2 separate regions of the Homo sapiens genome follow, and region 1 is linked to region 2. Evidence: chromatin contacts called from ENCODE Hi-C data. All regions are on one chromosome and are shown on one strand. Each heading gives the region's core, a stretch centred on a gene start or an enhancer-like site at or near the end of the contact. The rest is flanking DNA. Distances are from core to core; before and after follow the strand shown. Region 1 has its middle 71 kb from the start of MIR6731. Region 2 holds the start of LINC02800 (long intergenic non-protein coding RNA 2800).

Region 1 (3,885 bases), core at 1,086-3,585, 650 kb before region 2:
GATAATGCAAGCTGGCTTAGAATTTCAAGTTGAAAGGTAACTTTAGAACACTGCAGATTGAACAACAAAAAATCTCTATTGATAATCAAATCAATACTGTGCACCAGTGATTTGGGCTTCACTTTATGTACATTTTTTAAATTTATTTACATTTTCTGACCAAAAATCAATAAATAGTAAGGGGCAAACTCATGATGCTGGCATAAACCATAGAATTCTTGGAGGATCTGTAAAGATTAGCAGCAATTCCGCAGTAAATTATTTAAGAGATGAGATTAAATCTTTTTTCTTTCTTTCTTTTTTTTTTTGGAGACAGAGTCTCACTCTGTGGTCCAGGCTGAAGCACAGTGAACCTAGTTCACTCCAGCCTTGACCTCTTGAGCTCAAGCGATCCTCCCACTTCAGCCTCCCAAGCAGCTGAGACTACAGTCATGAGCCTCCGTGTCCAGCCTTTAAATCATTTTTTAAAAGCATGTCTACGAAGGAAGGGAATGGAGAGGGCCCTGGGCTTTTCTTCTCTTGCCCCTTCCTTGATTGGAAAACCTCCATTCAGCCACGTGAGAATGAGTCTGCTGGCTTACAGTGACCTCTGCAGACGGCAGGGAGTTGCGTGAACATCTCTGAGCCAAGGAAGGGGAGAGGCCCCTTTTGCCCTCCCTGACCCCTCAAAGTCCCCCCTGCCAAGCAGGACCCTTTTACCCAGAAATGTGGTGCCAATGCACTTGGTGCGTGGTATTGGAACCATTTGGTTCTGCTTGCATTGCGCTCATTAGGCTCCTAAACTTCCTGCTGGAAAAGGCCACTTGGGGTGGCACGTGCCTGTAGTGCCAGCTACTCAGGAGGCTGAGGCAGGAGGATTGCTTGACACTGTTTCTTAAAAAATTAAAGAGAGAGAGAGAGAAGGAGGAGGAGGAGGAGGAGGAGGAGGAGGAGAAGAGGAGGAGGCGGAGAGGAGGAATACACTTGGGTAGCTGGGGAGCTCTGGACAGTTCCACAGCTGGGCTAAGAAATCAGCTTCCCTGAAGGTCACAGTGAGCCAAGATTGCACCACTGCAGTCCAGTCTGGGCAATGGGAGTGAAAGCCTATGAAAAGAAAATAAAAAATAAAAGAGAAAGAGAGAGAGAAAGGAGGGAAGGAGGGAGGGAGGGGGGAGGGGAAAAGAGGGGGGAAGAGGGGAGAAGAGAAGAGAGAAGAGGAGAAGAGGAAAAAAAATCAGCCTCCTCGAGTCTCCTTAAACCCTGCACAGGGGAGGTGACAGCAACCAACCCAGTGCGATGTTAAGCTCTGGAGCCAGATGACCTCTATCAGTTCCTGGTGTGATCTTGGGCAAATTATTTAACCTCTCTAGGTTTAAGTTTCTTTATATAAAACAATGGGGACAAGAATAGTCCCTCCTCTAATAGACTTGAGAATATGAAGAGACTTGAAACATTTTAAAAACTTTAGCACAATAACTGGTACATCGAGTTTAATGACAATTATTATCTGACTGAGGAAATTAGAGAAAGGAAGCACAGGAAGAAACTGAGGTTTATCTATTTCTTATAAGAAATTGGATCAGAAATGTGTCACTGGCTTCCCCAAAGGATGTCCCGAGGCCGTCCCTCCCCGTGGATGGGTGCCGCTTCTTCTGGCGGGGAAGTGAGGCCCGTCCGAGTCAGCAGAGCGGGGACCGCCCCGCCTGGAACCGTGGCCCCTTTTCCTAGTGCCCAGGTGGCCCCTCCCGCGGTCGGCGCTCCGGCCTGTGCCGGGCGTCCAGGAGGGCTCGCTCGGGCTCCCGTGCGCGCTCTCAGAAGCAGGGAACTGGCGCCTGGCGCGGCGGCGGGGACGCTCTCGAGTCCCCAGGCAGTGATCGGGGGCCCCCGGGGGAAGGACGCCGCTCGGGGCCAACCGCAGCGGAGCCCTCGCCCTGCCGCGACCCAACCGCCGCCCAGCCCTGTGGTTCGCGGGCGAAGCGCTTCCTCTAGCTGCCGGTGGCCGGCCGAGAACCAGGGACATGCAGAAGTGCCAGCGTCGAGGCCCACGTGCGACCTGACCTCGCGTGGACATTGGCTGGCTCCGTCACACCCAGACCGCTGGCACTTCCCACCCCACCCCACCTAGGGTGTGAGCGGGTCCCTGCCCTGCCCCGCCGGGGGAGGCGCGGAGGTGTCGGTTCGCAGCGGCGCCGGGGAGCGTCCGTTCGACACAGGAAGGAGGGAAGGAGGCCGGAGGCGCCTTCGCAGCGCGCAGCAGCCCTGACAGATCTGATAAAGAGGAAGGAAGCCGACAACGCTGCTGATCGGGTCTGGCAGCTCCCCAAACTGACGAGGTCCTGCAGCTGTCCCAGCCCTGCTTGCAGAAGTGGCGCCGAAAGGAGGGGAACCGCGGCCCCTGCTGGCCACTTCGGAACCGCACCCGAGTGGTGACAGGAAAGCGAGCAGGGGCTTTAGGGACAAGGCCGGCTGATGCCTCTCGCAGCAGGAGGTGGGGGATGCAGGGCCCCTCTGGGCCCGAGACCTCTACCTCCTGCTTGGTGCGAGAGACCTGCCCCTCAGGACAAACCAACCAAACGTGCTCTTGGCCGGGCGCGGTGGCTCACGCCTGAAATCCCAACAGTTTCGGAGGCTACGACAGGAGGATTGCTTGAGGCCAGGGGCTTGACACCAGCCTGGGCAACAGAGCTAGAATCCTGTCTCTATTTTTATTTATTTATTTTTTTAAAGAATCTATATGTTCCAGCTGGACCTCTGCTTACCTGGCAACCAACTACCTTAGTTGTCAGGGGCCAGGGAGCCAAGTCCACTCTTTTAAGGAGGAAAACAGACACACTTTTAAAGATTGCTGAGCACTATCTGCATATTGCTATATTGCCTAGCTTTGACTGTCATTTACTAGCTGTGGGATTTTGAGCAAGTTTCTTTTCTTATTTAGAGACAGGATCTTGCTCTGTTGCCCAGGCTGGAGTGCAATGGCACAATCATAGTTCACTGCAACCTCGAACTCCTGGGCTCAAGCGATCCTCCTGCCCCAGCCACCCATGTAGCTAGGACCAGAGGCTCTCACAACCTTAATTTTTTTTTTTTTGTAGAGACAGGGTCCTGCTATGTTTCCCAGGCTCTTGAGCAAGTTTCTTAACCTCCACATGCCTCAGTTTCCTCACCCATAAAATGGGAATAATAGTCTCTATCTCATAGGATTGTTAAAGAGACTAAGTTAATATACGTAAAGTGTTTAGAACAGTTCCTGGTGTATAATAAATATGTGTGTTAAATTTAAAACTTTAGATTTTCAGGCAGGATGTGGTGGCTCACGCCTGTAATCCCAGCACTGTGGGAGGCCAAGGCAGGTGGATCACTTGAGGTCAGGAGTTCGAGACCAACCTGGCCAACAGGTTACAATTTTTGTATTTGTAAAAATACAAAAATTAGCCGGGCATGGTGGAGGGCGCCTGTAATCCCAGCAACTAAGGAGGCTGAGGCAGGAAAATCACTTGGACCTGGGAGGCAGAGGCTGCAGTGAGCCAAGATCATGCCACTGCACTCCAGCTTGGGCAGTAGAGTGAGACTCTGTCAAAAAAAAAAAAAAATTCATCATGGGTTGTAGGCTACTGTAAGTAGTTCCTTATTCTGGGGATTTTCTTGGTATCTTTCAACTATTGACTTCTAGTTTAATTCCACTGTGGTCAGAAAACGTATTTTGTATTTCATTCCTTTGAAATTTGTTGAGGCTTGTTTTATGGCTCGGCATAGGGTCTGTTTCACTAAAAGTTCCACATATACCTGAAAAGAATGTACATTCTGCAGTTGTTGGATATAGCATGCCATATGCATCCATTAGGTCAAGTGGTTGTGTTATTCTCTCTTCTGCTATTCCTATGTGTGTACGTATGTGCACACGCACGT
Region 2 (4,505 bases), core at 720-3,219:
AGCTGAGACACTGCTGTCTGGGAGGAGCCAAGAGCTTGGTTTATTGTACCAGGAAGAAAAGTCTAGGCCTCTGCCAGGGCAATCATCAGAGAACACTGCTCCAGGGAAAACTGCCTCCCACTTCCTGGACCTCTGTGGGCAATAGAGAAGTACATGTCAGCAGTGCCTCCTGCTGGACAGCCCCAACATTACACTATTTGTCCAATGTCAGAAACAGAATGTAAGACGGATGTATCTGGAATGTTCAAGCTGGAGTAACACCATCCAACAACTATTACTGCTGCTGCTGCCACTTTTATTGATGGTTGACTGTGTCCCAGGCACTGTGCTAAATAATTTTATTGGATGATCTCAATGTTCACAACAGCCCTATGAAATAGGAACTATTACTAATCCAATTTTTCAGATGAAGAAACTGAGAAACAGTTTTTTTCTGAGGTTTCAAGTTAGCTGGTAGCAAGATTAGCTGTGCAGCCCAGGCCTCTCTAGCCCAAAAGCCCATGGTTTTTTGTTGTTGTTGTTGTTTTTTGAGACGGAGTCTCACTCTGTCGCCCAGGCTGGAGTGCAGTGGCGCGATCTCGGCTCACTGCAAGCTCCACCTCCAGGGTTCACGCCATTCTCCTGCCTCAGCCTCCCAAGTAGCTGGGACTACAGGCACCCGCCACCACGCCCGGCTAATTTTTTGTATTTTTAGTAGAGACAGGGTTTCACCATGTTAGCCAGGATGGTCTTAATCTTCTGACCTTGTGATCTGCCTGCCTCAGCCTCCCAAAATGCTGGGATTACAGGCGTGAGCCACGGCGCCCGGCCCAAGCCCATGGTTTTAACCGCATTCTTGGGTATCTCAACCAGTTCAGGATGATGGAGAGTTTTCGTTTTTGTATCATCTCCACTTGGTTGGTAGAGGCTGCCTAGAGCTCTGGGTTGAGAGGATTCCTGAGTGCTGTGATGAATTTGTGATATCTGCCAGCGGCACTGGAAGGGATGTGGCCGCATGCGTGTGAGTTATGTTTTCATCTCTGATCTAGTCCAATCTATTGTATACTGTGATCCTTATAGGACCCTGAGAAAAGGAATCAAGGCTAAATCTTTTTTTTGAGACTGGGTCTTGCCCTGTTGCCCAGGGTGGACTGCAGTAGTGTGATCACAGCTCACTGCAGCCTCAACCTCCCAGGCACAAGTGATCCTCCTACCTCAACCTCCCAAGTAGCTGGGACCACAGATGTGTGCCTCCACACCTCACTAACTTGTTTTGTTTTTTGTAGAGATGGGGTCTCCCTATGTTGCCCAGGCTGGTCTCAAACTCCTGGGTGATCCTCCCACCTCAGTCTCCTAAAGTGTTAGGATTACAGGCGTGAGCCACCGAGCCCAGCCTAAGGCTCAGTTTTCTGACCTCTGTCTTTACTCAATCACTCGGTGACCTAAAAGGCATCTCAAATGTAGCATGTCTAAATATGGAACTCTTGATTTGCACCTCCAAACCATCCCTCCACCATCTTCCCCACTAAGTAAAAGGCACCGCTAGTCTTTGTTGGCTCAAGACAAAAAGCCTTAGTATCACCCTTGACCTCCTTTTTCTCTCACCCCTGACATCAAATCTTTCAATACATCTCACTGGTTCTCCCCTTGAAATATATCCAGAATCCAGCCACGTCTCACCACCTTCACAGCTGCCACCACCATTGTCTTCCCTGGACTAATGTAGTAACCAATCTTGCTCCACGTGTCCTTACCCCCTGTATTAGTCTGTTTTCATGCTGCTAATAAAGACCAGAGACTGGGTAATTTACAAAGAAAAAGAGGTTTAGTAGACTCACAGTTCCAAGTGGCTGGGGAGGCCTCACAATCATGGCAGAAGGCAAAAGGCACGTCTTACGTAGCAGCAGACAAGAGGGAATGAATGAGAGCTAAGCAAAAGGGGAAACCCCTTATAAAATCATCAGATCTTATAAGACTTATTCACTACCATGGGAACCGTATGGGGGAAACTGCTCCCATGATTCAACTGTCTCCCACCAGGTCCCTCCCACAACACGTGGGAATTATGGGAGCTACAATTCAAGATGAGATTTGGGTGGCGACACAGCCAAACATATCACCCACTACACCTTAGTCTCAACTCAGCAGACATCCTTAGGCCTTCTCGGTTTTTCTTTCTTTTTTTTTTTTTAATTATACTTCAAGTTTTAGGGTACATGTGCACAACGTGCAGGTTAGTTACATATGTATACATGTGCCATGTTGGTGTGCTGCACCCATTAACTCGTCATTTAACATTAGGTATATCTCCTAATGCTATCCCTCCCCCCTCCCACTTCTCGGTTTTTCAAAGCACTTTGGCATAAGTTACACACACACACACGCGCGCACACACACACACACACACACAGAGTAAAGCGAGGCAGGAAATTGTCACTCCCATTTGACACATGAGAAAAACTGAGGCTTGGAAAGGTGATGCAAAGACATCAAAGACACAGCGGGGGAGTTGCCCCAGCTCTTACTGTGACGCCATACACTGCCATTTCCCTTCTGGACATGACCCTCTGTCTCCCACAGCCTCCTATGGGTACATCCGAGAGTCTCCCAAGAGGCTGCAGAACGTCAGGTAAGGAGAATGTCAAGGAAGCCAGGAGAGTTGGTCTTCTCTCTGCCTTGGAGGGCCCCAGTCTAAGAAAAAAAAAACGTTATCTCTTTGGTCTAATCCGCGGTCTCGCAGTCTGGACCACTTTCCTTTGGTATGTGGTGCCCCCTGGTGCTCACTCTTAGGAAATGCAGCTGGTTATCTAAGCTTTAGGGGAGAGGGGTGAGCTTTCATGGTGGAGGTGATGCCTGGGGGCTCTTCTGACCACCCTCTCAGAGGAGCTCCCTCCCAGCACAACTGTTCCATGCCTTAGAGACCAGCGTGTGCGTCCAGGTTGATGAGGGCCACACTGCTCCTTTAAAAATTCACCAATCCACGACTTCTAGTGGGAACCCAAATTGGTACAGCCTTTTTGAAAAGTCATTTAAAATAATAATAATAAAATAAAATAGCTGGACATGGTGGCTCATGCCGCAATCCCAGCATTTTGGAATGCTGAGGTGGATGGATCGCTTGAGCTCAGGAGTTTGAGACCAGCCTGGGAAACATGGTGAAACCCTATCTCTACAAAAAATACAAAAAATTGGCCAGTCGTGGTACACGCCTGTGGTCCCAGCTACTCAGGAGGCTGAGGGGGGAGGGTTTCTTGAGCCTCGGAGGTCAAGACTGCGGTAAGCCAAGATTGTGTCACTGCACTGCAGCCCAGATGACAGAGTGAGATCACGTCTAAAAAAAAAAAAAAATTAACTTGGGAGGCCAAGGTGAGAGGATCACTTGACACCTGGAGTTTGAGACTAGTCTGGACAACATCACAAGACTCCATCTCTTAAAAAATTAAAATACTTAGCCGGGTGTGAAGGTGCATGCCTGCAGTCCCAGCTACTTGGGTGGCTGAGGCTGGAGGATCGCCTGAGCCCAGTTCAAGGCTTCAGGCAGCCATGATTGTTCTGCTGCACTCCAGCCTGGGTGACAGAGCGAGAACCCATCTCTAAAACAAATTTTCTTAGTTAAAACTTTAAAAAATATTTTAAATGACATACTCATGATATAATGTGAGCTACTAAACATATATATAAAATACTGTATATGTACTAAACTCACAAATGGTAGCAATGAGTCTCTCTGCAGAGTGAGATTATATTTTATTTTTATTCTTTATAATTTTCTATACTTTCCCAATTTTCGGCATTCAGCATGTTTCACTTTTCTAAAGTATAGTTTTGTGAAGGAAAAATTATAATAAATCCCTTTCCATCTGGTTTCCTGTCCCTGTCATCTGCTGTATGCTGGTCAGAACATCTCTGGAGCACTATTCAGTGAGCAACAGGAGAGTTAAAGATTTGTCCACCAGTGAGAACACGTGTGCATTACAGTGGAGGAGCTTCTGAACGCCTTGCTTTACTCAGGGATTCCAGAGTCCCAGCAGGGGCCGGAGGAAGAAGAACAGACTCCTAGAGAGGAAGAAACTTTGACCTCAAAAATGAAGAAACAGAGGACCAAAAGGAAGCTCTTGACCAAGATTCTTAGGCAGATGGAGACAGGGTTGGGTTTAGCATTGGTCACACAGCAGATGGAGACAGGGCTGGGTCTAGTGTTGGTCACACAGCAGATAGTCAGGTTGCCTGACCCGAATTCCTGAGTTCTTCCCCCACACCAGCAACCTGGAACTTCTAGAAAAAGCCCATGAACACGCAAATGAACACAACAGTGAGAAACCTCTCTTGGCAAAACATTATAAGCTGGCTGAGACCTAGGATTGACTAGGATGTTAGGAAAAGGATAGTCTCATATATCCTACCGGTAGGAAGTTGGTTCAGCCACCATGGAGAGCGACTTGCAGTATCTGTAGTATCTGTTAAATTTTAAAATGCACACACCCCGCCAGGAGCAGTGGTTCAGGCCTGTAATCCCAGCACTTTGG

The links. A loop is a pair of places that touch in the nucleus more often than their neighbours do. Pooled maps may share reads with other maps.
Region 1: a loop to region 2 is called in a pooled map of heart left ventricle, with 2.4 times the contacts of the local background. The contact joins the enhancer-like site here to the promoter of LINC02800 in region 2. A Hi-C loop is called at or near these places in 11 of 168 maps with a recorded cell type or tissue (B cell, CD4-positive, alpha-beta T cell, CD4-positive, alpha-beta memory T cell and 6 more), 12 of 37 single-sample maps with no recorded cell type and 22 of 50 pooled maps.

What each region holds. Positions count from the first base shown.
Region 1 is chr1:24,846,586-24,850,470 of GRCh38, reverse strand. No RefSeq gene overlaps it. Among named protein-coding and RNA genes, the nearest start is that of MIR6731, 71 kb to the left of the region's middle. RefSeq lists silencers at 1,674-1,893, 1,984-2,183 and an enhancer at 2,298-3,022. Within about 2 kb of position 2,335, at least 22 of the 41 ENCODE cell types and tissues checked have a DNase peak (open chromatin) inside an H3K27ac peak, as active enhancers do; they include B cell, CD4-positive, alpha-beta T cell, CD8-positive, alpha-beta T cell and 1 more, where a contact is called at or near this core.
Region 2 is chr1:24,197,704-24,202,208 of GRCh38, reverse strand. LINC02800 (long intergenic non-protein coding RNA 2800) reads right to left here and starts at 1,969. Exons shown (of 3, transcript NR_027087.2): 1 at 1,818-1,969. RefSeq lists an enhancer at 2,538-2,647.